Regions from separate parts of the Mus musculus genome. Here all the other regions are linked to region 4. The links are chromatin loops, found by intact Hi-C in ENCODE. Cell type or tissue: heart. All regions are shown on one strand. Region 1 holds the start of Hivep1 (human immunodeficiency virus type I enhancer binding protein 1). Region 2 has its middle 70 kb from the start of Gm40925. Region 3 overlaps Tmem170b (transmembrane protein 170B). Region 4 has its middle 56 kb from the start of Edn1. Region 5 overlaps Hivep1 (human immunodeficiency virus type I enhancer binding protein 1).

Evidence for each region. Peaks named below come from ENCODE experiments on the same cell type or tissue, not always from the same donor. Only the 100,000 strongest peaks of a DNase experiment are listed, where the experiment ranks them.
Region 1: it touches region 4 in a loop (2.6-fold over the local background); 10 of 42 quality-filtered maps call a loop at or near these places.
Region 2: it touches region 4 in a loop (9-fold over the local background); 6 of 42 quality-filtered maps call a loop at or near these places.
Region 3: a loop joins it to region 4, with 8 times the contacts of the local background. A loop is called at or near these places in 16 of 42 quality-filtered maps.
Region 5: a loop joins it to region 4, with 6 times the contacts of the local background. A loop is called at or near these places in 9 of 42 quality-filtered maps.

The regions. Positions count from the first base shown.
Region 1 is chr13:42,050,074-42,055,073 of GRCm38, reverse strand. It overlaps Hivep1 (human immunodeficiency virus type I enhancer binding protein 1), which reads right to left and starts at 3,053. Exons shown (of 9, transcript NM_007772.2): 1 at 2,984-3,053. It overlaps Gm28707 (a long non-coding RNA gene), which reads right to left. Exons shown (of 2, transcript XR_001780922.2): 2 at 4,507-5,000. In heart, CTCF peaks have their summits at 1,619 and 2,752 (motif pointing right); DNase peaks (open chromatin) are centred at 2,203, 3,383 and 3,743; H3K4me3 peaks cover 3,877 bases; H3K27ac peaks cover 3,617 bases.
Region 2 is chr13:41,744,871-41,749,870 of GRCm38, reverse strand. No RefSeq gene overlaps it. Among named protein-coding and RNA genes, the nearest start is that of Gm40925, 70 kb to the right of the region's middle. In heart, CTCF peaks have their summits at 2,556 and 2,755 (motif pointing left); a DNase peak (open chromatin) is centred at 850; H3K27ac peaks cover 928 bases.
Region 3 is chr13:41,640,284-41,645,283 of GRCm38, reverse strand. It overlaps Tmem170b (transmembrane protein 170B), which reads right to left. Exons shown (of 3, transcript NM_001163572.2): 3 at 3,930-5,000. Among named protein-coding and RNA genes, the nearest start is that of Gm5082, 6.1 kb to the left of the region's middle. RefSeq lists an enhancer at 601-2,072. In heart, a CTCF peak has its summit at 2,210 (motif pointing left); a DNase peak (open chromatin) is centred at 1,323; H3K27ac peaks cover 2,622 bases.
Region 4 is chr13:42,242,998-42,247,997 of GRCm38, reverse strand. No RefSeq gene overlaps it. Among named protein-coding and RNA genes, the nearest start is that of Edn1, 56 kb to the left of the region's middle. In heart, a CTCF peak has its summit at 3,034 (motif pointing right); no DNase peak of the experiment used is centred here; H3K27ac peaks cover 2,044 bases.
Region 5 is chr13:42,173,185-42,178,184 of GRCm38, reverse strand. The region is part of intron 7 of Hivep1 (human immunodeficiency virus type I enhancer binding protein 1); the gene reads right to left. Among named protein-coding and RNA genes, the nearest start is that of Gm32778, 11 kb to the left of the region's middle. In heart, a CTCF peak has its summit at 2,980 (motif pointing left); no DNase peak of the experiment used is centred here; H3K27ac peaks cover 662 bases.

The DNA of each region.
Region 1 (5,000 bases), 190 kb after region 4:
ATAAGGGAAGCCCAATGTCCTGGCCATGTCACTTCAGTTGACTCAGTTAACATGCACAGTTGCAATGGTGGCTGTTCCCCAGTGATGGCTGACATGCCTTGGCGGGACTGCACATGCCTGTGATCAGCGGCTACATGTTGACCTTTGAGTAGACCACAGACATGCCTCGAATCCATGTTGGCGCACTTAGTTATCAAAGCAAGATATTCCAGAGCATTCTGTCCCCTCTGGCACAGGCCAGGCACTGTTCCAATCAGCATGTGTGACTAAAAAAGTTGCATTGCCAGTGACACAAGATGATCACGCTGCCTAAACAAAAAGCAGTCCTTTGTTGACTTAAGCATCTGAGGCTTGGGAATTACTTGTTACTGCAGCACAACCTAGTCTGTCCTGACTCTGCTTTTTCAAGCTGAAATGCATCATGCCAAGACCCAACAGGCATGTCCAACCTACAGCCCAAGGACTAAGTCTGACTGAAGATCTCTACTCATGCTGCCTTTACTAATGCTGCCTAACACAAAATAGTAAACTTACTTAAAACATTACAAGATTTCTTTTGAGATTTTTTTTTGTAACTCTGTTGCAAGGTCCTCCAGCCTATGTTGCAATGCCAAAAGGTTGAACGTGCCTGAAAGTTAACCACCCATCTGTCCAAATCAGCAACCTCCCTCTCTCCTCTTCCACTAGATTCTTTCTCAATAATCAGTTAAAAGTTTAGCTTCAACTTCCTGCAACAGTGCTGATAAGCAAAGCCCATTAAGCAGGCCCTATGGGGTGAAACCAAGTTTAATCACTAAGCAAACACAATAGACTAAGGATGCTTTTGTTTAAAACCTCTCATATCTATTACTGTACACGACACAAGAGAACACTTATTGGGTTTACTGTAGAGTTTCTACTTATCACCTAATTTAATCCTAACAACCGAATCAACTGCTCAAACTCAGCCATTTTACAGAGGTAGGGGAAAAAAGTTTTGGGAGAGATTAAAAAAAAATTAACAACTCCAATTCATCCATTTTACAAAGAGAAAACAAAACAAAAAACAAAACAAAACAAAAAAAAAACAAGTTTAGAGAGAGATTATGAAATCTTCCTCAGAACGTGGCCCCACATGACACCTTGCCCATTTCCTCTGAGAAGATAACATTTACCTACCAAGGACAATCCCCTCCCAAAGGGATGAATGACACAGCAAATCATGAAGACATACTTTGGAATCAAACCTGACCAGGTTCAAGGCCAGGCTTTACCCCATTCTGTGTGGCCTTGTTCAAGGTACTTAAGCTCTCAGAAAAGAAGATCAGATTTCCCAAGCTGTAAAATCAGGAAACATTATCCACCCCAAACGGGCTAAGGACTGAGGAGTAAGCTACACAATGTAGAAGCTTTGCCTACCACATGAAAATGCTGAAATATTAATTCCCTGGAAGAACGCCTCTAAGGTAAAGAACATGTATCCCAGACTAAGGTTTTAGATGTATGTTTTCACTTTAGTTAAAACGCATAAGGAAAAGGCGGCTATTACCGTGCTTGCGACTGTAAGCAACACGGCTCTTAACACGGCTATTAGTCGGCATAACACAAACTATCCCCAATCTAACGCCAGGGGAAGAATAAGAAACAGGACGGTCAATGATGGGTGAAAGATAGAGCTCCTCAACTCCCCCTACCACAGAGGCATCAGCTATAGCATCCAAAAAGGTTTTGACTGCACAGAGAATTTAAAGATAAAGCTGTAAGTGTTCCGTTCCGTATTAAAACTAAAGCTTTTAAGCGGTCACGATATTACGAAGTTTTTAAAGCGTGAACTCGGATTGTAAGCCGATCACGTGACCTCCCACAGCTCCCAAGCTTAAATGTTAAAATATGCAAATTCCCAACCTGTAACAGCTTTGTGCGACCCGGTTTTGCAGCCTCCAGCCCCCCTGTCCCTAGCTGTCCAGCCCACATTTAAATCCGCGGTGGAGAAGTGGTTATTTTCAAAGACGACAGCACCACCGTGGCGACTAGGACCAGTGATCGACCATTCTTTCTCGAGAAAGAAATACATACTACAAGGTGCAAAAACAGGACACAATCAAAAAAGCGTAAAGACAGTCACAAGGAGAAAAAACATGAATGAATGTGGAGGGCGGAGCCTGGGAAAACCCCTCTGCAACGCTGCACTGAACAAAGCGCTTCGCATGCCAGAAGGAGGGGGGAATGGAAGTGCCAGCTCCGGAAGGAGCCTAGAGTGGATGCGGAGAGCAGGAGGAGGAGGAGGAGGAGGACAGAGTCGGCGAGAGCAGCAGCCTTGAGACTCCTCCTCGCGCCAGCCTCGCCACAGCCCCCTCCCCTCTCTAGCCGCAACTCCGGCTGGAGCCCGACCCCGCGGCGAGCCCAAGCCGCCCCGCGCCCCTACCCACCGGCCCCGACCCACCAGCGGCGGGCGCGCGCCCTACGGGGAGGGAAACTACCCAGGTGGCCCGGAGTAAACAGGCACTCCGGGCAAAGACCGAAAGGGAAAGCGAGCCACAAAGCCGGGAGGTGCGGAAGCCGCGGCCTGGTCTCCCGCAGCCCCGCCGAGCCCTCCTGCGAGAAGCGGCCGCGGCGACCAGGAGGCCGGCCCTCCGTACCTGCTGGGCTCGCAGGACCGCAGCTCCCGCCGCCCGTGCGGCCAGGACCCGCCGAAGTGGCAAGCGGCTCCCGCACGCAGCATCCCCTCCGCAAGGTCGGCGCCGGCACACGCGCACACACTCACTCACACGCACACCCGCGCGCCCGCCCGCCAGGGGGAGGTGGTCCCGGCCCCCGCCCCCCGCGCCGCGCTCTCCCGGGTGCAGCGCCCCCACCGCCGCGCCCGGCCCCGCACCCGTCGGGAACTGCGCTGCACTTGACAACCGGGACATCAGCACAAGCGGAGCCTCCTCCCGACGGGCACCGAGGCGCGAGCTGGGCGCGGGAGGGACCGAGTGGAACCCGGCGGGAGAGCGGCCTTTACCTCTCCCGGGTGTCCGTGAGGACGGCTGGCAGCGCGAGGGCGGCCAGGGCGAAGGTCGGCGGCTTCCCCCCGCGCGTGGGCGGGGCAGCAGGGGATCCCCGGGGGCGGCGGGGCGGGGGCTGCGGCGGGAGGGCGGGCTCCTGTGAAGCCGGCCCGGGGCCCCCTGCCGCCCCGCCCGCCCGCCCGCCCGCCGCAGGCCCCGCCGCGGGGACCCAGGACGCAGGAGGAGGCGCGGCCCGAAGGGCGGGGCGGGGCGGGGCGGCAGCGGAGGCGGGGCTCCGCGGCCCGGGGAAGCCCGGCCGGGCCGCAGTCGGGGGCGGTTGGCCCGGGAGGAGGGGCGGGGCCGGGCGGGGCCGGATTCTCTTTACCGTCTTTTGACTTTCTAGAGCAGGCTGTGGGCCGGCCCGGTGACGTCATGGTGTCTCCCAGCCCCGCCCCTCGCCCTGGCCCTGGTAGGGAGGAGGAGGAGGAGGAGGACCCTGGAGGGAGGGGGGACCCCAAGGGGGTTTCCTCTGCTCCGCGTAGAGGGAAGGGGAAAATCATAGTGAAACTTGAAACGCATTAACTTTAAAAAATAACTTTTAAAAAAGAGAGAGAGAATGAAAGGGGGCTGGGTTGTTGACTTGGAGGGTCAGAGGGGACGTGTTATTAAGCCCTAAACTGAAACCACTTTTTTGGTGGCGGATGTTCTATTAAAAGACCGAGGAAAGCCAAGGTTATTCCGGAGAGAGCCGGTGCTTCCCAGAGCCTAAGCAGCGGCGAGCGCAGTTAACCCCTCCTTAGCTGCCTGTCAGCTGGGGACTAACCCGCGAGGGAACTTTGGAAGCCGAAGAGGGGGTGCGGGGCGGAGCCACCCAGCAGGCTTCTGGAACTCTGGGGGAGTGAACAGGGAAGACAGACTAATTTATTACAAACCAGAGTTTGACCCCGGCTGCTAGAAAGCGTTAGAGAACGGGAACTGGAAACTTCTGGAAATATCAGGAGAGCTGACTCTGGGGAACGAAGCAGGTTTTCAAGGGTAGGCATAATACTAGCAGTTTGAACTTAAAAATTACACGCATCCACAAAAAAAAAAAAAAGCCGATAGAAGATTGTACGGGCCACCTCAAAGTTGGAAAGAATAAGGTGTTAAAAAAAAAAAGGCGCAAAACAAAAATATTCTTTGTTAAGCGATCATACGCCCACTAACAGCTGACCATCTGTGCAAACTTGTTTTGCTCCCTTAGGCTTTCATAAAGATGTCCAGGTCGTTCCTGCTAACGGTTGACCCCTAAAATCCCCCGAGGAAGTCCTACCTCTAGCTTGCTGGAGCTAAGAAAAGCACAAAGCCCCAGAATGGAAATTATTAAAAATGGAATACTTGGTAATGGCAAGCTTAGAGCCAAAAATAATGTTTTGCAGAGGAAGAAAATATGCCTACCAAAAAGTAAATTTGGTCATAGGAGCAAAGATTATGCAGCTAGAAAGCTCGGGTGGTGGGTAATACTATGTCAGCCTTACAATGAAAGAGTACCATTTTAATATTCCAGTAAGATGTCTTCTATTTTATTAAATGAAATACCCAATGGGTAGGATTCATAAAACATATAATGTAGTTCCCCTCCCCCAGCCGAGCTGTTTGAACCAAAAGATAAACATGCAGACATAGATAATGTGTTAAGATTAAAAACAAAAAGTCTTCAGAAGTCGAGTTTTTGTTACTTGAAACAGAAAGAGAAGAAAAAAAAGTTAAGTGCCAGAGAGAAATTTTTAACTCAATATTTGCTGAAGACAACAGAAATGTATCCATGAACCCAGGATGTCTCCAAGATACAGCAATGCTAAGAGCGTTTGAGAAAACTGCATATCTGGTTTTGATTTGTCATTTTACTGTGTTTTCTTGAGCAACAAACCAGTATTAAAACTTCTCTCTGAGATAGTTAATATAAGAACACTTTCCTGGTAAGTTTTCTGAATTGTCTAAATGCGTTTTTTTTTTTTTCCATACCAAAATGCAGGGAAAGGCAGCTATGTTAAA
Region 2 (5,000 bases), 500 kb after region 4:
ATGGTTTGAAAGTGTCACCCAAGAATCCATGTGTTAAAATGAACTTCGAAATTTACATGTTAGTGGTAACCTTACCTTTGTGAGGTGATTAGGCTAGATGACACAGCCAGGCGCTTACAGGAATACAATTTTTCGGATGTTCTCTTCACCCCCAGCACAGAGATTCTGAATTTGTCTGCACTATGAACCCCGCGCTAGGTGTTTAAAGATAGTTCTAATACGCAGCCAAAGCTGAAATTCCCCTCCACGTAGAAGAATCCTGCTTAAATTGTCTTCGAACCACTGGCTGCTTTCCTAGCTGCTTTGAGCAGCCAGTGCCAAACCAGATAAGCAGAACTGGAGACCTGGCCTCACTGGGTACGCAGCAGAGGTGAGCTTGAGGCACAGCCTGGAGCCAAACTCTGCTAGAGGCATGGAAGCATCTATAGAGACTTTGGGTCGAGACTTCTCACAGCTCCCTATAGACGTGAACCGATGTGTTTTCCGGGCATTGAACACCAGGCTGTGAGCACCGCGGGGGTGGCACCTGTGGGGATACTTTTGACATTCCACATCAGCATTTTCCCTGGGCCTCCAGCCTGCACATTTGAGAATTGCCAGATCCTGTCATCCCTGGAGCCTATTCCTTGAATGAAATTGCCTTCGACATGCACTCGAATCCGATTGGTGCTGTCTCTCTGCAGAGCCTGACTAACATACTCCCAAAGCGTTGCTCCTTGCATTAGTTCCTTCCTCTCAGTCTACCTCAAGCTTGCTCGCTGCCCACACTCCCTCCATCAGCCCACTCTGTATCATTTGCCTGCAGTCCCTGTGACTCATAGGCCTATAATAATCCTTCGGCTTCTGCTTGCCAAGTTCCCACTCCCTCCTCTCTTCATTCAAGAGTCTTCCCAGATGCCACACCAGCCATCCAATCAAGGGAACAACAGCCCGCGCTTCCTAGAATGAACCCAACCAGTGGAACAGAGTTAACGAAGATCAAATAAATGGATGAGTGCTGTTTGAAAATTAATTTCTGAGACTGTTCCACATACGACCCTCATAGAATGTTGAGTTCCAAGAAGGGATAGGAGCTGCTTGCTTCACAAGACACTTTGTCCCCGCCCACAGCCTGTGTCAATCTGTCAGTCTGTGGCTAATGGAGCTCATAAGCCTCTGGTCCTGGGGCAGGACTTCCTGAATGGGTGCTAAAAGCCATTGTTCTGAATAATGACAGGCTGAAAAGATAGCTTCCGCTACCTCGTAGGATGGCTTCCTATGAGAAGGTCTGGAAGAGTCAGGGAAAGTTCCTAAGAAAGTCACAATCCCTTGATACTGGCTCATCATAATGGCGGCTTCTAGATAGGCTCCAGGGCCTGTGATAAACTCGGTGCGAGCACTTCATAACATCCTAAGCAAGGAGTGCAATCATGTCTGGGGGAGGAGGGTGGGCCAAGAAGCCCACCTGTGTTTAGAGTCAGGAAGCTCAGCTCAGCTCAGAGGTCATTACTAGCTGGAGTAGAAGAGCAGCTATGGCCAGAGTGTAGCAGTTACTATAAAAGATCTCCAAAGGTTCTCATTGCCACCCACATGCTGTAGATGACAAGGAACCCAAATACCTCTCCTCTCTCTCAAATACCAGGAGGAGCCCACTGAGACACACTCCTAATAGTTATTACCATGCTGTGGCCTTGAGGCTCCTCCAAGAAGCTAACTGTCCCAAACACCCTGAATGGTTTGAGGGAAAAGTGATGTCCAAAAAGACCGAAAGCCAGAATGGTTAATTCACTTTCTGTGAGCTCCTAAAATGTCAAGGTGGAAAAAAAAAAAAGTAGACTCTCTAGGCACTCTAAATCCAATTAGTTCCAATTCTACAGCACTTATAGTCATAGGTGACTCAGCCCTGCAGAGTTTGGTCTCTTCTTATGCAAATCGGAAGCATGATGCCAGCTTTCTGCTGGTTACCAGGAGAATAGACAATAGTAATAAGGACTCACCCAATAGCATTTGTTTTTCCTTCTCCGTTCTCGTGATACAAGGGCTCCCTCAATGCCACGAGGGATTTGATTGGTCATCACTTGCAAGCCCTGGTCAGATTTAGTGCTAAATCCTTGGCACACAAAGGAGCAATGCTGACCCAAGGAATAAGATGTGGGTGGGAGGAAAGAAAACTCACTGAGTATCACCAAGAAAGCAAGAGGGTCCCAGGTCACACCACATCGTATATTAAAAAGAATACAAAGAAGGACAATGAAGACAACACATATCACGAATGCCACGGACACCAGAAACCTTAGATTTCAGTGGGTTTTCCCCAGTACTGCATCTTCAGTAATTAACACAGCGTCAATAGAGTCACCTAAAGAGAAGAAAGAGGCGCTGTTGCCATATCCTCCCCCTTCCCACCCAGCATATGGATGGACAACGCTTCCAGGCAGCTCCTGCAACACAGTGCACCAGAAATAAATTCAAACAGCAATTAGGAAAAGACAAGGAGGAGGGCCTGCTCAACATTTGGAGATGGAGTATTCAGAGCACATTTGTTTACATTCAATCTCCCATCTTATATTAAGTTGGCTTGGCAGGATGTCTTGACAATGGTTGCATAAATTTAACAGGGAGGAGGGACGTCGCCTCCTACCCTCCTCTGTGTGTGTGTGTGTGTGTGTGTGTGTGTGTGTGTCCTTCTGGGCTTCAACTGTATTTTTCTCTTCATTATGTGCTAAGCCTTCCATTAAATGAGAAGATGAGAGCCCCCTGGTGGTTGAATTAATTCTTCCTTTCTTAGAGGTGTTGAAACACAGTTATCTTGGGTTGTGAAATTCCTATGCCTTGTTTTGATTAGCGAATCTCCTTTGTTAAACAGGCCGTGTCCCATGGTGGTGTCACACCTTGAACTTCTTTGATGTCCATCCTCTGCACTTAGGCAAATAATCAAGGTACCTTCTGAAAAGTAAAAAAATAAAAATACCGCTTCAGTAATTACATCTGAGATGTATATCTAACACAATTTATTAGGTATCTCTACACAGTCTGACACCCTACTGGGTATAAGGAAAAAAAAAAAAAACCAAGGAAATTTAAGTCACCTTTGACCTTGACAAGCTTACATCAGAGAAAAGATGGCCTCGAGGCTTTTAAAGATGTGGTTTCCCTATAAAACTGACCTAGTTCATCAAGTGACTTAGTGTTCTTATCTGCTCCCAGCCTTCCTTCATTCTCCTACACTCCAATCCAATTACCAACAATTTACAACCAACTCCACTCCTGGCATTCCATTGACATGAGCCTCATTAACGCAGGGCACCATCCTTTCAGATCCTTCTCTAAACTTTCGGGTTTTTGACAATGATTTTGAGTTTATGCAATGGACCGTTTCCCAGAGGTTCATGTGTCCTTTGTCTAATGGTACTGAGAAGTAAGGGGACTGTAAAAACGTGGGAATTGATAGGAAATAAAGCAATGGGATAAAATGGTCAAAAATGGGTGGGTGTCTTTCTATAGAGACTGGGCTAGTCCCCTCAGGAGCTAGACGAGCTCTGTGTGGAGATGCTCAGCCTCACTCTGCTCTCTCTCACAAACATGCCTCTCTTGCTTGCTTGTCCACTCTTCTTCCACATTGTAATCAAGCAAATAGCCCGGCCAGAAGCTGAGCAGACCTGACCCCATGCTCCTGGACCCCCATGGTCAGCACAGGCACATAGTGTAGAACTCAGAGTGTATAATAGTGACAACATTAGAAAAGGCTTAAAAAAAAAAAAAAAAAAACCTTAGTCCACCTAGTTTCCTTCTTCCAAGCAACTATAAGTCCACATGAGTTAATTGTACTTAAAACAGATATAAGTAGGCTCTTTAAAAAAAATAATATCCTGCTGTCTGGTTGCTCTTATTTTTAACTTTCAATGAACATTGTTGACAACTCTGACTCAGTGTAATGCAGGCTACTTTGTCCTCTCTAAAGAACTACATAGAAGTATGTTGTGCGCATCATAGTTTATTTAATCAGTTCCCTGTTGGTGTAAATTCAGACCTTCTTCAATCGTTTACTATTACAAGTTGGCACTGTGGTGAATATCTTCATACAGACATCATTTGTACACATGCCAGAATATATTTAGACTAATTCCTAGAAGTGGAGTTACTGGATCAGAGGGATATGTATATTTTTACTTTTGACAGTTACTGCCAAATTATCCTTTATCAGAGTCTATCCACCCTGACAGAGAATGGGGCTCTGTTTTCCAAAATCTTCAGTAATATATTGAATTATAACTTTGAGTTTTCTCTGTACCAATCCTATGGGAGGAAATGGAATCTCAGTAGAGTTTTAGCTTAAATTATTCTTGAGTGAGGTTAAACATCACATAACATTTTTAAAGTATTAAACTATATCCTCATATTTATTTATAATCATTTTGGCAGTACCAGAAAAGTCATCCAGGATTTACATATAGATATTCAAGGCCATCAAGTTACATACCCCACCAGAATATGACATGTATGACATATATGAATTTTCCATAAACATGCTTTCTATATACTTTATCCTCTCTTCCTTCCTTTCTTCCTTCTTCCCTTTTTCTCCCTCCCTCTTTCTCCCCTACCTCGCTGGTCTCAACTGTCAACTTAGCCCGACCTAGACTCACCTAGGAAGAGCCTTAATGGGAAATTATCTGGGTCAGGTTGGTCTGTGTGCATGTCTGTGGATGATTGTCTTGATTGTTAACTAATGTGGGGAGATCCACACTGAATTGTACAGCATCATCTCATAGGAGGGGCTTGGGACTGTAGGAGAGGAGACAGAACTAGCTGAGAACTAGGCAGGAAAAAATATTCATGTAATTATTTTCTGCTGTTGACTGAGAACATGCTACTTTAGATTCCTACCTGGACTTCACCACAGTAGTGGGCAATGGCCTGGAACCATAAGTTGAATAAACCCTAAGTTACTTTTGACAACATCAATATTTTATTGCAGCAACAGAAATGATTCTCCCTCACCCCCTCTTTCTGTTCCCCAG
Region 3 (5,000 bases), 600 kb after region 4:
CAGAGTCTCAGGTAGGCCTTTCTGCTTTCTTTACAAAGTGTTAAGATGAAGCTTAACATGTAGAAGAGCTGGACTCAGGCTGTCCAGGAAATAATCCATGCCCAAAGAACCCACTGGCCCCCGAGGCTTACCAGAGTCCAGACAAGGGCTGCTGTAGTCACTGTAGGGTGGCCCTCAGAACAGACTTTGTTTAACCAGCTGCCCAAGTTCCATGAAAGACCTTTGTTTAACGAGTAAATGTATTCTGGACAGAAAAGCAGGAACAAAACACACATTGGGGTCTATCCCCATGGAAGAATGCTTTCCTGGTGTGCACAAAACCCTGGGTTGCAACCCAAACAGGACCAACAAATTCCCTAAATAAACAACAATAATGCTTCCCGAGTCATATCAGACTGGGAAGATAAAATGAAGCACGTTGGAGAGGTTTGACATTGAAGGTTGGGAAACAGCAGAATTACTGCTCTGCCAATAATAGCAGCTTTTATATTTCTCTAGGCACACATGAGAACAAACACACACACACACACACACACCACGGGGGTGGGGTGGGGGAGAGAGAGGTTATGATTTAAATTTGAATTTCTCTTGCCTTCTCATTGACCTTGAAAACCCAAGTAGCTCAAATTACACATGTTTGAACTGAGAATCGTAGACACTAACGTTTCAAACATAGTACTGGTGTTGAGGGTACAGTGAGGGTTACGGCTGAAGCTTAGGTTAGCGTTGAGTTCACAGTGACAGCTCAGTCCCAGTCCAGGGATGTAAGAGAATGCACCTGTTCAGATGGTGTGACACAAACCACGGCAGCTCAACCTCTGAGAAGAGAAGGAGAGTTCATTTACTTTGGGGAAGTAGACAAGACATTAGGTTTAAAATGGAGTCTCATGTACACAGAGGTCAGTCCAGAAAGATGACCAGGTCTCTCCTTAGGGACAAATCCCACCCATTTCTGTAGGGTGCCCTGCTACCTTCTTGTATCGCTGTTTGGAATCACCCAATGGCACTAGTCCCAACATAAAGGGACAAGGAAGGAAGAGCAGGCTTATGAAAACTCTCAGGTCCTCTTCTCAAGGTGTCCTGACCACAGCTGGAAGCGCCTTCCGTGTTTGTCTGCACAGTCCCTACAGAGGTCAGAGCACACTGGGTAATGTGCTGTGTGCTTTTCAAGTCAAAAAAGCTATGGACATAAAAGCACCTGCCCTTCGGGGGTCCGAGCTATAGTTATTTCTGTACAACAATACACAAAGCCAACAGCAACAGGATCTGAGGTGGCTGGTGACCTGGTGGCACAGCTGACAGGCGCGTCATGCCTGTCCTTCAGAGGACCTCACTAAAGTCACTGCTGTGGCTTCCTCAGCATGGACATATTTGGTCTAGGGAATGCAAGGAATTTGCTGGCTGAGCAAGTTCATCCATTCTGCTTTGTAAGGCTCCTCTCCATAACTGTTTCTAAAAAAAGAAAGAAAAAAAATCCCCCAGCGGGCTCTGTCGCCAGAGTAGCACCCTGGTCAAGGGGACAGTTTAAGTTTGAAAGAAATTTCTCAACATGCACTGTACCTACTCCCCAACACTGAATCTGGTTCTTGCTTTGTTCATTACCACTCCCTAGAATTACTGTCTGTCTGTCTGTCCTGAAGACAGATAAATGGATGACAGAGGAAGCAGAATTATAGGTTGAATATAGAAATTATTCTGGGTTTACTGGTGTTTAAACAGAGTCACAGAAACTGATCATGGCCATGTTAAAGCAATGGGTGGCAGACCAGGACCTGATAGGCAACGGTCATAGTGCCTTAAGGTTGTGGAATATTTGTAGTAGGCTTCGTCCCCTAGACACTATGTAACTGACACTTGCTACGTACTATACTCAATTTGATAAAGTATCACTAGGCAATAAGTATTTGAATTAAAAAATACATAAATCAAGGCCAGGCTAGTGACATAGTTTAAAAAAAAATCACATTATTACAACTAATGTGAAATTTTCTATTTGGAAACAACCCTCAACAGTGTATCTTAAACATTCTTAAGAAGTAAAAATTGACCAACAATGGCATGCAGAAACCATGCTTTTTCTCACGTTTAATTTACTTACGTATGTGTTAAACAAAAAATTAGCCGTGTCTTAAGGGAATAAGCCCAAAAGGACAAACTAAATTAATCTGGATGCCCAAGTAGAAAAAGGTGGAACAACTCTGCCATCTAGTGGCAAAATATGGCCTGGCAACTAAACCAGCCAACCCAATTCCCTTCTATAAATTCTCCTCAGGACTATGAGCCCAAGACTGGCTCTGGTAACAAAAAAATAACGAAAACTTCAGTGCACGTAGACAGTCCTAAGAGGTAGAGATGTTTCTCAAGTGTTTCTGGAGGTAGATCCAACTTCCGTCTGAGAGATCCACCATGGGGTTTGATTTCCTTCATTGTTCCTAAAAACACAGACCTTGTTCATCCCTAACTTAGGCGTGCGTGCCCATTCAGTGACAGTGAGTCTGAGCTGGTCTCTCCTGCCTGAGCAGGACTTGTCCTCCACTAGGTGGCTTGGAAGAGGACTCAAGTGTCTTTTTTTCTGGGTTTTCTTTGTCTCTGATCTTGTCTGAAATTTAGGGTCTTCTCACAATGCTCAGCGGATATAAAATATTTAAGGATACTTACCCGTTTCAAAAACATTTCAAAATATTACTCTGAGCCCAAGAAAGATGATACAAAGTAATAAACTTTGTGTGCATTTGTGCAAGATGTACCTTCCGTCTCGAGTTCTTGTTTGGTTGGATTGGGTTCACAGTCTCTGTGGAAAGGTATTCTTTTTTTTGGGGGGAGGGGGGTTTCGAGACAGGGTTTCTCTGTATAGCCCTGGCTGTCTTGAAACTCACTTTGTAGACCAGGCTGGCCTTGAACTCAGAAATCCGCCTGCCTCTGCCTCCCGAGTGCTGGGATTAAAGGCGTGCGCCACCACGCCCGGCTGGAAAGTTATTCTTATGGCAGAATGAGAACGTCTTCTGTTCCAAAAGAAAAGGAAAGTAGACTTCAGTTTAGTAAGAATTAGATAAACACCAGTACATGTGAAAATTGTCTGCATCCTTAACATGCAGTTAGGCTACTTTTTGTCCCAGTGACATTCATAGGGAGTGGCTCTCTGCTCCCTCCTCAAGAGGATGGTTAGCCTGGCATCTCCCTCAGCAATCTTTTAAGAACTCTGACTACATATTGACTCCCAGGTTCCATATTGCCATGTTATGTGTGTATCAAGGCCGATGACTGATGCCTTCCCATCACTCTCCATTTATATCTGAACTTTCTCCACCATATGGGTACTGGAGACTGAACTTAGGTCATCAGATTCTGTGGCAAGTGCCTTCATTCACTACCCATCTCGCTAAGGATACCTTATTTTTAGAGACGGTCTCTACTGGACCTAGAACTTATCAATCAGGACTGGCTAAGGAGCAAACACAGGGTGCCTTTTGTCTCTGTGACCTTACATTTGATGTTTTACATGAGTGCTGGAGCTCTGGATGCAACCAGCATTACTGACTGAGCCACCACCCCAGTCCTGTGACTTCATTTTTAGAATAGTGACTTGTAGAAATAAATGCGTATGTGGCCCAGGGTTGGTTTAGGACAAGATTGGTTACCAGCAAATATAACAGTTAACTAAACTGTCTTTCAACCTGCTGCTTAACCTTTTCAACACTTTCAAAGTCCACAGGTGAAACTGGCCCAGACAAAACTGACAGAAGATCCAGAAAGGCCATGACGTTTTATTTTCTATGGCTTTTGTGGAACCAGGGTCTGGGCCCAGGATCTTACAGATGCAGGCAAACTGCCTCCAGGCCACTCCACTGGTGTATGAGAACACAGCGAGTCCGCTGTGAACAAGGTGGGAAGAGACAGGATGGAAATAAGCCAGGAGTTCAGCACTGTATAGTTTTTAAAGACAGGTTTATTTATATATATAAGTGCATGAAATTGAATACAGAAACTTTATTAAAATACTGTATATTACAAACTTTAATCCAATAAATTCTGTGTAATGACACTGAAGTGCTGGATTCACTGTGACAGATGTCCTGTGTGTTTTCAACAGTTCACCCTGTATATTACAAAGAGGAGAGCCATGTGCAGATGGATCTCAGAAGTTGTCCTGGGACCAGACGCGGATGGTGTAAGTTGTGCATCTTTTCTTTACAGCTGTGAATTGAACTGCACTCTTATCTTCTGAGGCCAACTTTCAAGAACCAAAATAACTTGCATATGTTTATTGCTGCCCTTTGAAGAAAATGTGTGGTGAAAAATAATTTAAAATAAGGACCAGCATCTCTGAGGCTAACATGATGCTTACAGCGATTAAAATACTTAAAATTCACTGCAAAATTTGTGTCTCCAGGGAGTTATGCTATATACACAATGAGATTTGTACATGACTTGGGAAATAAAAAAATCGCTCATATAAAATTAAAAATCAATAGTATACACTATTTACAACCTGTTAGGTATTACATATAAACATAGTTGAAATAATCCTTCAGAATGAAATTGTTTTATGTAAACATGCAACACACACACTCTTACAGTGTAGTTTATAGTCTTAACAGAAGGGGAAGTCATGTTCACATAACGCGGGTACCTCACCAAACACACTTTTGTCTGAGTATCACCCTCCAACGTCTAGTCTTCCTGTCTTTAAGCTTCACAGTACATTTAATATTTCTATTGTAAAAATAAATCCCTGATGGTAAACATATGTCTAAAGGTTACATAAAGTGTCTGCCTTTGTAACTACAATATTAAACTAACACTGTCCACACAGGAATCTCTAGTTTACCTAAAACTCAACTTTAAAATCCCACATTTGTTTGTCTACATTTTTCTACTTTCATACTTACTTGGAAAAAAAGAAAGGGAAAGAAGGAGAGGCAAATACCCCCGTGTGGTGAAGGACTGTAGAAGCAGTTGTGGCCTGTCACAGTCAGTGGCTAATGTCTACGGAACCGGAA
Region 4 (5,000 bases):
AGGGGCCAAGAACTTATTTTCATTATATCAGTCTTTGAGAAACTGAGAAATATTAAGCTTTAAGTCACTTTGTGAAGTAGAGATTTTATGTAAAACCTAAAGGAAGACATAGAAGTAGAAACTGTATAAAAAGCTGAAGAAGAATTCTTCAGAGTTCTGATTGCACAGTGTAATACTATCTATACACAAAGACAGAGACTCACACTGTCAGAAAACTATCAGATGTCCCTACTCTGAAAGACTCAGTCACTTAATAGATGTTACGAGAAAATACTTGTGAGGTCCGTTCTTTTATTCCATAGAAAGTCACATTCACACAAAAAAAGGTCTCTTGGCTGAATATCACCCATAAGTTCTAACTCATAGCTATGTGATTTTTTTGTGCAAGAATCTAGTTATAAAATTTGTTTATAATTTTGTAAAAAAAAAATTTAGAGTCAATTGTCAGTTTGACACAACCTAGAATTAACTTGGGAAGAGCATCTCAATGAAGATTGTTTCTAATGGATTGGGCTATAGACATGTCTGTGGGGAGTGCTCTTAAATAGGAAGAGCAAGCCCACCGTGGGTGACACCATTTCCTAGAAAGGGGATCCTAAACTACAGAAGAGTAGAGAAATTGATCTCAGCAACCAAATAAGCCACACATGTGCATCTGTTTAGTATGTTCTTGAGTGGGGGTGTGATGTGACTGACTTTTTAAAGTTTCTGCCTCGCTTTCCCACAATGGTAGATGATTTACATTGTTATCACGTTTTCAGAACTGTCACCTACCTGAAAAGCTCTTTATAATCTAAGAATGGAGCATTCTATTTTGAGCCAAGAACCATACTTAGGAAGCTTCCCGGGTTCACCCACAGCAGGAGCTACTGGTTTTGGAACCTGCTCCTACCCCAAGTCCAACCTCCTTATCTAACATTTTGGAGAAAGCAAATTTATATAAAAAGCCATACTTTGAGAAAGGCAAATCTAGTTTATTAAATTAGGAGCTGGCATGCAAATACTCATTAACTGGAATCATAAAGTGTGCATTAAAATCGATTATGCTATTTATCTCACACACACACACACACACAATCCCCAGAAGGAGAAGTTTCCTTCTTTCTGTTTAAAGCTCAGAAATAAGTTTTATGGCCCTAGAATGAATGAGGGGTACTTCTCTACCATTCAGTGAGAAACTTGTCAAGAAACATTTCTGTCACCCCCAAAGGCAGAATATATTCACAAAGACTTACACAATATTATTTTTATGAAATCCTGCTTTCGAAAATGATAAAGCCTGCTTGTGGATGTGGAGATGACTCGGTGGGATTGTTGCCTGAGTTCAGAGCCCCCGAACCCATGGAAACAACCAAGCACAGCTATGTGTATCTGTAACCCCAGGCCTGTCTGCGAGGGATTAGAAAGCCAGGCAGATCTGAGGGGCCTTTTTGACTCCTAGTCTAGCTGTTCCAGCAAGCTCCTGTCTCAAAAACTAACTAACAAAAGGTGGAGAGTGAGTGAGTGCAGAAGACACCTGCTGTTGACCTGTGGCCTCCACACACATGCACAGGCAAGGACACCTGCAGACACACACACAAATCTATGCACACACATGTGTATCCCCTGCCCACACACAAATAATAATAACAAAAAATAATAGGAAAAAACTTGAAAACTAAACTAAGAGACCGGAAAGAAAAGCACAGGAATTAAAGAAGGCAAGAGCAGCTTTGAAAAAAACACTAGGCCAAAGTTCTCACATACTAGCCTTTCTTCCAAAGGAAGGCAATCCACGTGATGCGAGATGCTTCCTCTTCTCATGTACTTTAGAAAAGCTTTTCACTTTCTTTTTTGGTCTCTGGCAGGGGACTTCCTACCATATAGCTTCATCCCTCCTTAAACTCCGTGAATTAGCCTCCTCTGGAAAAAGTAGATTCCAAGTCCTGCAAACCATTGTTCCTAGAAATGTTATCAAATGAGACTGACTGTAGGCAAGTGATCTCCTTACTAAAATTAGCAGCAGACTCCGTTGCGAACAGAAAGGAAGTCTGCGTGGAACGGACTAGAACTGAGACAGCTGAGACTCACTCTTTCCATCCGTTTCGATGGGCCCTGTGTCAGTGTCACCATCCTTGTCGTGGGTTTCCTGGCCCTCAAGTGACATAATGGTATCCCACTGGCAAAGTGACATAGCCAAGGATATGAGCAATGTCACAAGATATATAATGTACAAGCTGTCCCTTGGATTGACTCAGATTGCTATGGCTTACCTTACATGTTAGTCAGACAGATATATCCAGTCTTCTTCCTAAGCAGCCTACATAATAAAATAAAATAACTACCTGTTAAAGAATCTATCTTGCTTAGAATAAACACTCTAACTCTCCCAGTGAATATTTGTCAAATAATACTTTTTGGTTTTGTTTGCGTATGAGATGATGATGGCCCCATGTACTCTTGCACATCTCCCCAAACAAGAACTTTCTCCTCTCTTCAGACTGTCTCAAAAAGTGGTGGGGTACCAGTGAATTGCCCCTCTGTAAGTCTGGAACCTTCTTGGTCAATGCAATGTTGAAGAGCAGGCAACTTCAAGTCCTATCAGAAAGTGCCAACGAGGATTCTAGCAGCCCAGGTTAGGGGGAAGCCAGGAATGGTCTCTAATCTTGGTCTTATCTGCTGACCTTGGGGTCAGCTGAGTCGTCATTTGGAGACACCTGCCTTCGAGTCCTTCCCCCTGCTTATATGTGATTGGATCATTTGGTGACCTCAGCCTCAGTTTCTTCCCTTATAAATTGATGTTATTGGGCCCATTTTGCTGTGGTTTTGAAAGGATTAAATGATCGTGATGTGTGATGAGTGAAGTAAATTAATGACCCAAACCTGGGACTCACTCCACAAAAAGGCTTGCCACCATCAGCTGATCTAAAAGTCTCCCGCAGCAATAGAAAGTTCCCATGGGGGCTTCTGCTTAGTCTGAGATTCTGTTTTTGGATCCTGGCTTCCTTACCACCAGCTGAGGGAGCATTTCCAGGTTCAGGTCTTCAATTCTTCCACTTTAATAAATGCTTTAGACCACAAGGTGGTGCTTTATTCTAAAGTTTGATATCAGGAGGCTTTTCCAACTGCAACCAGGGTGCAGCACACAGAGAGTGCATTCCGTGTCACTAAGCCCAGCTTCCAAACCATGATCCGAACATCTGTGTGGAATCCTTAGCCCTGTGACTAATCACCTCGAAGCACAAGCCATAAAATGAGCTTCCAGGATAGGAAGAGGGTCAGAGGCACGGCAAGACACAGTTCCCTTTTCAATGGTGTTTATGTAAATCTTGTATCAAATCTACAGTGGTACAGTGTCCCTTCAGTCCCCCAGTGAGCAATCATTCAAAGAATACAGAGATGAGCAAAATGAGGGTGACCTTGTGACATTGATCCCGAAGTAGGAAATAGCCCATTTCCCCTTTGATACCTCCAGCCACAAGCATGAGCCAGGGTCATGGGGGCTCTGCATGCAAAGCATGTTCCCACCCTCCTTCATTTTCCACACACTCATATACTGGGTCTCCCTGAACTGGCATCATACCACCATTGGCCAATTGCCCATGGGTGTGAAGCCCTGTAGGGAGTCAACTTCCTGTGGGCGTGGTTTCCACATCTCCAGATGCAGCCAGATATACATCAAATATGTATTTAAAAAATACCTCTGAATTTCTGAGAATGTGGCTTGTAACATATGCAAAACACCCCAAGTTAAGAGCCCTAGCACCCACATCCCTGGAGCTTGCTAGCCAGCCAACCTACAGAAAGCACCAAGCTCTAGATCAAACCTCAAGGTCATAGGCAGAGAGCAAGAAAGCAGAAAACCCATCATCTTACTCTGGATTCTGTGTGGTGTGGAAGTGCAGGCATACACGTGCATGTGCGAGCGTGAGCTCATACACACACACACACACACACACACACACACACACACACACACAAGTGGACACACATATATTGCCTCTGCAATTAAATCAACAGATATTTTCTTGTCATTATTACCTAAATAACTAAGTATGACAACTTTTTACACAGTATTGATAATCTAAGCCTTTAAAGTATATAGGAGGGGCTCGAGAAATGGTTCAGCAGTTAAGAGTGCACATTTGTCTTCCAGAAGACCAGAGTTCAGTTCTTAGCACACATATAGGATGGCTCACAATCATCTGTGACTTCAGATACAGAACTGACACCTTCTTCTAGCCTCCTCAGGCATACATACATACAGACAGACAGACAGACACACAAAATAAACCTTACAAATCCATAAAGTGTATGAGAGGATATGTATAGGCCCTGTGCAAACATTACTCCTTTTTATGGTGGAAACTTAATCTGCAGGGGTCTTGGAACCAATTGTTAGATTCCAAGGAAATCTGAGGAATAACAGTACCTTTACCTTAGTTTGTTAGAGATTAGGTTGTCAGGACTTTACAGTCATTATTAAGAGAAAATACAGAATTAGTCCTGAGCTATCATGGCTCTGTCAGCAACTTTGGGAGTTTCCACAATTTCTGTTCTTTATGGAGGAAAAAAAAAAAAACAAAACAAAACAAAGCAAAACAAACAAAAAACAGGTAGACCAGATGACTGCAAAGATCCTCTTTAGTATAAACATTCTGATGCCAGGAGTGGTGGCTCACAACTGTAATCCCAGCACTTGGGAGGCCGAGGCAGGATTGCTACACGTTTGAAACCAGTCTGGAGGATGTAGAGAGTGTCAAGTCAGTATCAGCCTGCATAGCAAAACCCCGCCCTCCCCTTCCCCCAACAAACGAACAAAACCCTGGCATTCTGTAAGTCAGTCTTATCCAAGACCACCCCTGAAAGCGGGTTGAAGTAGTGGAAGTTTGGATAATTGTAGATGAGGGTAAGAGGAGAGGAAACCAAGCAAAGATACTTCTGGTCAGAAAAGGCTAGCATAGGGACAGTTGGGGTGGGGGTGGTGGCAGGGGCGACAAGACTTGTGAATGCAATGCCCA
Region 5 (5,000 bases), 70 kb after region 4:
TTTCTATAAATTCACATCACATCAAGACTTCTCTGGTAAGCATCTCCCACTGTTAATAGGAGTCAACACTTGAAATGAATTCTATCTCTTCTACAAGCACTGGCACCTACAGGCACTGGAAATTATGGCACGCACCCTAACCTAGGTGCATGCTTTACACTTATTTATTTTTTACTATCCAATAGTGTTCTTCCTACTCTTGCCTTTCTTACTCAATTGTACATATGAATGTAAAATGGCTCTACTCTTGCTCCAGCCATCTATACTAGTAGAGAATTTAGCTTAGCAGTATATATATGCCAACACCACCTGGTCATAATTAAAACCAGCACTAATTAAGGGTTACAGTAAGTGAAAAATGCAGTTAATGAGTTTTAGTGTTATACAGAGTTGAGATTCAATGCACACGGTTTGTGCTAAACACTTCCATTCAGCCATATTTAAAACTGACTAGAGGATGATCTGAAAGGTCAACAATAGATTATAGTTATTAAGCTAGCTTATTAAAGATACACATGAGTTCCTTGTTTAAAGGCAGAGACATTAAAAGCTTCATATAATTATCTGATTATGGATAGCAGACTATATGAAGCATAGCCTCCAAGGAGAGTGTAAACTAATAATTGAACTTAATTTCTTAATGTTTTATCTCCCTAACAAAGTTTAAGAGTGAGTTGTCAGGGTTAGTTGTCATACAGCTCTAAACTTCCTTCCTCGAAAGAGCCATCAGCCTTGATGCTGAGGGAACCCAAGGAGAGACTGCCATTCTTTTCTTTCAGCTCCCTTCCCAGGGTCTGGAGAGAATGGTCTTTCTTTCTCTGAGAGAATTGGTGTCTGAATTTCCCAAAGAGAAAGGTCACTGTCAAAAGTTCTGGAAATCTACAAATGAATAGTGGATTACCATCTATTTGTCAAACCAGTCCAGTATTTTGGAACAAAGAAAATGATAAGGTGGGTAATATCCATGAGTAGAAGATAGAGTTTCCTGGAGATACATGAAAACGCTCTAAGAACCTTATATAGCCACACCACAGCAATCATTCTACCTAAGTCCAGCTTGGTTGGAATTGGGGTTACAGATACAGGCAGCTACAATGCTAAGAAGAATCACCCCAACTCCAGCAACTGTCAGCCTCTCAGCCTAGGGGAAGGGCCTTGTATACATGGCGTTTGAGCCTTCTCTCACACAATTTCTAGGTCATTCCCAGAAGACAGTTCTTTCCACAACAGGGCTCTAAGCGCCTGTTCAGTTCTGCTGTACTGGTTATGTACTGCTGTATGCTAGTTAAGAGGCCAGCTCCCAGAGACGCCTGCTGGCAGTGAATCAGGACTGGTCCCCAGGAAATGCCTGGCTGGTTTTGTTTGTTTTGATTTTTGTTATTTTTGTTGTTGTTTTGTTTTTTAACTAAAAATGTTTTTAAAGATGTATCTTTATTCCATGACTCTTCAGCCTGCATTGTGTATGTATAGTATGTGTACACAGGCACTAAGGGAGGCTAGAAGAGGCTTCAGTATCTCCCTGAAACTGGATTTACAGAGGTTTGTGAGCCACCATGTGGGTGCTGGGAGCAGTAAGTGTTCTTAATTGCTGAGCCATCTTTCTAGTCCTGTTTGTAGCTTTTATCAGTATGCAAAGAGGTGACACAGACTTGGCCATTTCTCCAAAGCCTCACCGAGTATGAGTTTATGAAATTGATGTGCTATTTAACATAGTAACTATGGCGGCACTCACAGTTCCTTGGTTACCTGGCCTGGCAACTCTAGTCACTACCACATTTGGCTCACTGTCTATTCTTGTAAAGAAAATTTTGTGGTGGTGGTGGGGGCACAGCAAGCTTGTTTGTATGCTGCAGTACAACTGGAGTTTGCTAGCAGTGACAACAGAGAACATACAGCCAAGCATGCCTGAGATACTTACTACCCGGCACTTTAAGAAAAAGGTTGCCGGCGCCAGGCTGTTTGTATCATGTTACCAAATCAAAACAAAATCCCTATGATATGACAGTTAATAGATAACATACCTTACAAAGGAAGTTAGGGGCTTAGATGGCTGGAAAGCATCTGTACTGGCTAGTTTTGTGTCAACTTGACACAGCTGGGTTATCACAGGGAAAGGAGCTTCAGTTGAGGAAATGCCTCCATGAGAGCCAACTCTAAGGCATTTTCTCAATTAGTGATCAAGGGGGAAAGGCCCCTTGTGGGTGGGACCATCTCAGGACTGGTAGTCTTGGTTCTATAAGAAAGCAGGCTGAGCAAGTCAGGTGAGGCAAGCCAGTAAAGAACATCCCTCCATGGCCTCTGCATCAGCTCCTGCTTCCTGACCTGCTTGAGTTCCAGTCCTGACTTCCTTGGTGATGGACAGCAATATGGAAGTGTAAGCCGAATAAACCCTTTCCTCCCCAACTTGCTTCTTGGTCATGATGTTTGTGCAGGAATAGAAATCCTGACTAAGACAGCATCCAACCAGCATGTGAACCCCAGACTCTCCTCACCATTCCAACAGGACTCACTGCCTTCTTATTATCATATTGCAGCCATTATTATTTTTAGTGTGTACAACATAGGCTAATACCCCAGGAAGATAAATGCTCTGGCTTCTCTGTGGTAGCCATTAGAGGCTATGGAGAAGACATCCACATTTGCTTAACAAATTTGTAAATAAATGGCACTTAAAAGCTCCATGCAATTTGTTCTTCCAGACACAATCCCCATTCACTGTAAATGTTTCTAACACATGACACAATTTTTAGATTACAAAAGTTATTTCTTTTTTGCATGTACAATTTAACCCAAGAAGGAAAAGAGAATCTTTTAATGTAGCAGTGGGGTTTTTTTTCCCCCCTCCAAAATGAATGCTCGAAAAAGCTTATAACAAAGGCTTCCCTGAGAATTTCTTTGGGAAAGGACCTTCTTCCCAAGGCTGCCTGGATGAGCCATAATCTGCTCCCACCGCTGCCAGACAGTGACACCTGCTGGATGAGCTGGAGCCACAAAGACAGCAGCAGCCCAGAAGACAAGGTCCCCTCCCCAACTCTTTTGTTATAACTAGTCTGGATTTATTTTCCTCCCAGTTAGGAAGTACTAGGTTGAAAGCCAAACAACAGCAGCCAGGGAAACCCTTCTGTAAAGCTTGTGAATAATGCTTCTATTTAAAGTAGGAAAGCAACCTACATGAACACAGTGGGCCAGAACTGCAGACTGTTAGCTTTAGGCATAAACCAGAAGGCCACCCTTGCTCTGTTGTTTGTAAGTAATTGCTATCAACACTGCACTAAGTATACGTCTTAAAGGCCATTATGATTTCCTATTCTACAAAGAAACTTAAAGACAATAGATGTTTGTGTGAAAAATCTGGTACTGACAGCCTACTGGCCTCATTTAGAAGGAAAATGTTGCTAGTACTTTTATAAAATTCACTCAGTGCTTCTAAGGGTAAACATGACCCAGGCTTGCAAGCCTGTGGTCTGAACCATTATCTCATGTATATAGGTCAGTACTTAAAATTCCATTGCAAAGCATACTTCTCCCTGCACTAGCCCTTTGAGGCTGCTGTCCCTGGGCTGGCCACTGAGGACACACATTAACATTCCTTGTGCTGAAGTCTAGCACTCTGTTGATGAAAACATTCTTTGGATCAAAGGCTGAAAAGCAAATTGCTGGTGGCACCATTTTTGACACAAAGGTGCAAACGAAGATATATTCCTTAATACCCTCAAAACACAAGGGCAAGACTCCTGAGGCCACATAATTTTATATGGCAAGACTATGGGAATGTGCAGTATGAAGTTGAAAAGATCCAACTTTTCAGGAGCTTATACCATAATTATACATTATACATTGCTAATTTTAAAGCTAAGTGGTAACAACTTCTAAATTGCAAATGTATAATTGCAAATTATAATGGCTGTGTACAAAAATGTATATTCAACTCTACTTGATTCTCCATCCTTGAGCCAGCGCCACTGAAAATGACATCATAAATTCCTGTGCTAGCGGAGTGAGGGGAAGCCTACAAAGCCCACTGCTGCAAGGGCCCGCTAGAGAATCAGGAAACGCAAGGATCTGCAGCCCACCTCACCGGGTCTCTCTGACTTCACTGAACATATTCTGTCAGTGGAGAATGTGCATGAGAAAACTATCACCTGACAGCTGGGACATAGAGACTGAGGCCAGTGAAGCTAAGGAGACTAAGTGTAGAGAGAACCTTCAGTGAGAACTACAATGGGCTGGAGAGCACGTGCTGCTGTGCAGAGGGTCAGACTTCAGTCTGCATCACCCACGTCAAGCAGCTCGCCTCTAACTCCCAGGGATCCAGTATTTTTTCTGGCCTCAGCAAGCACTGCATACACACGCACAGAGCCACACTTAGGCAAACATGCACATATGTAATCAAGAACAATCGAAATCTTCACAATAAAACAAGGACAAGTTATTCCTATAGAGGAATAACTAAAGGACAACATATTTAAAAGCTTCAAGTTTCCCCACAAAGCTGTACAGCTGTACAGCTGTACAGCTGACCAAGAGACTACCAAATGGTGATGGTGTTTAAACAACGAGGAGCAGCCCACCAGGCTTAGCAGAAATCATGCAGTTGCATTTGAGTGTTCAACATGTCCTTGTTTAATGAAGAAAGGCTCAGACATTCCTTGGTAATGATTATTTATGACCTAGAGAAAAGAACGGTTTGGTAACCAGGACCCTAAATGTGCCTTTTAACTGGAAAAGCACCAAGGCTTCTGGAAGAATCAAATCTCCTGAATTATGTCCTGCTGTTTGTTTTTAAAGACTCCCCACTCCCCATGTCTGTAATAATCAAGGGCTAAGTTTAAGGCTGTGACTTTCATGGATGTGTACCAAATGTAACAGGCCTTCTTCTCTTATTGTGTGTGTGTGTGTGTGTGTGTGTGTGTGTGTGTATGTGTGTATGTATGTATGTATGTATGTATGTATGTATGTATGTATGCATGAAGTATGCACATGTGTGTGGAGTGTGCTCT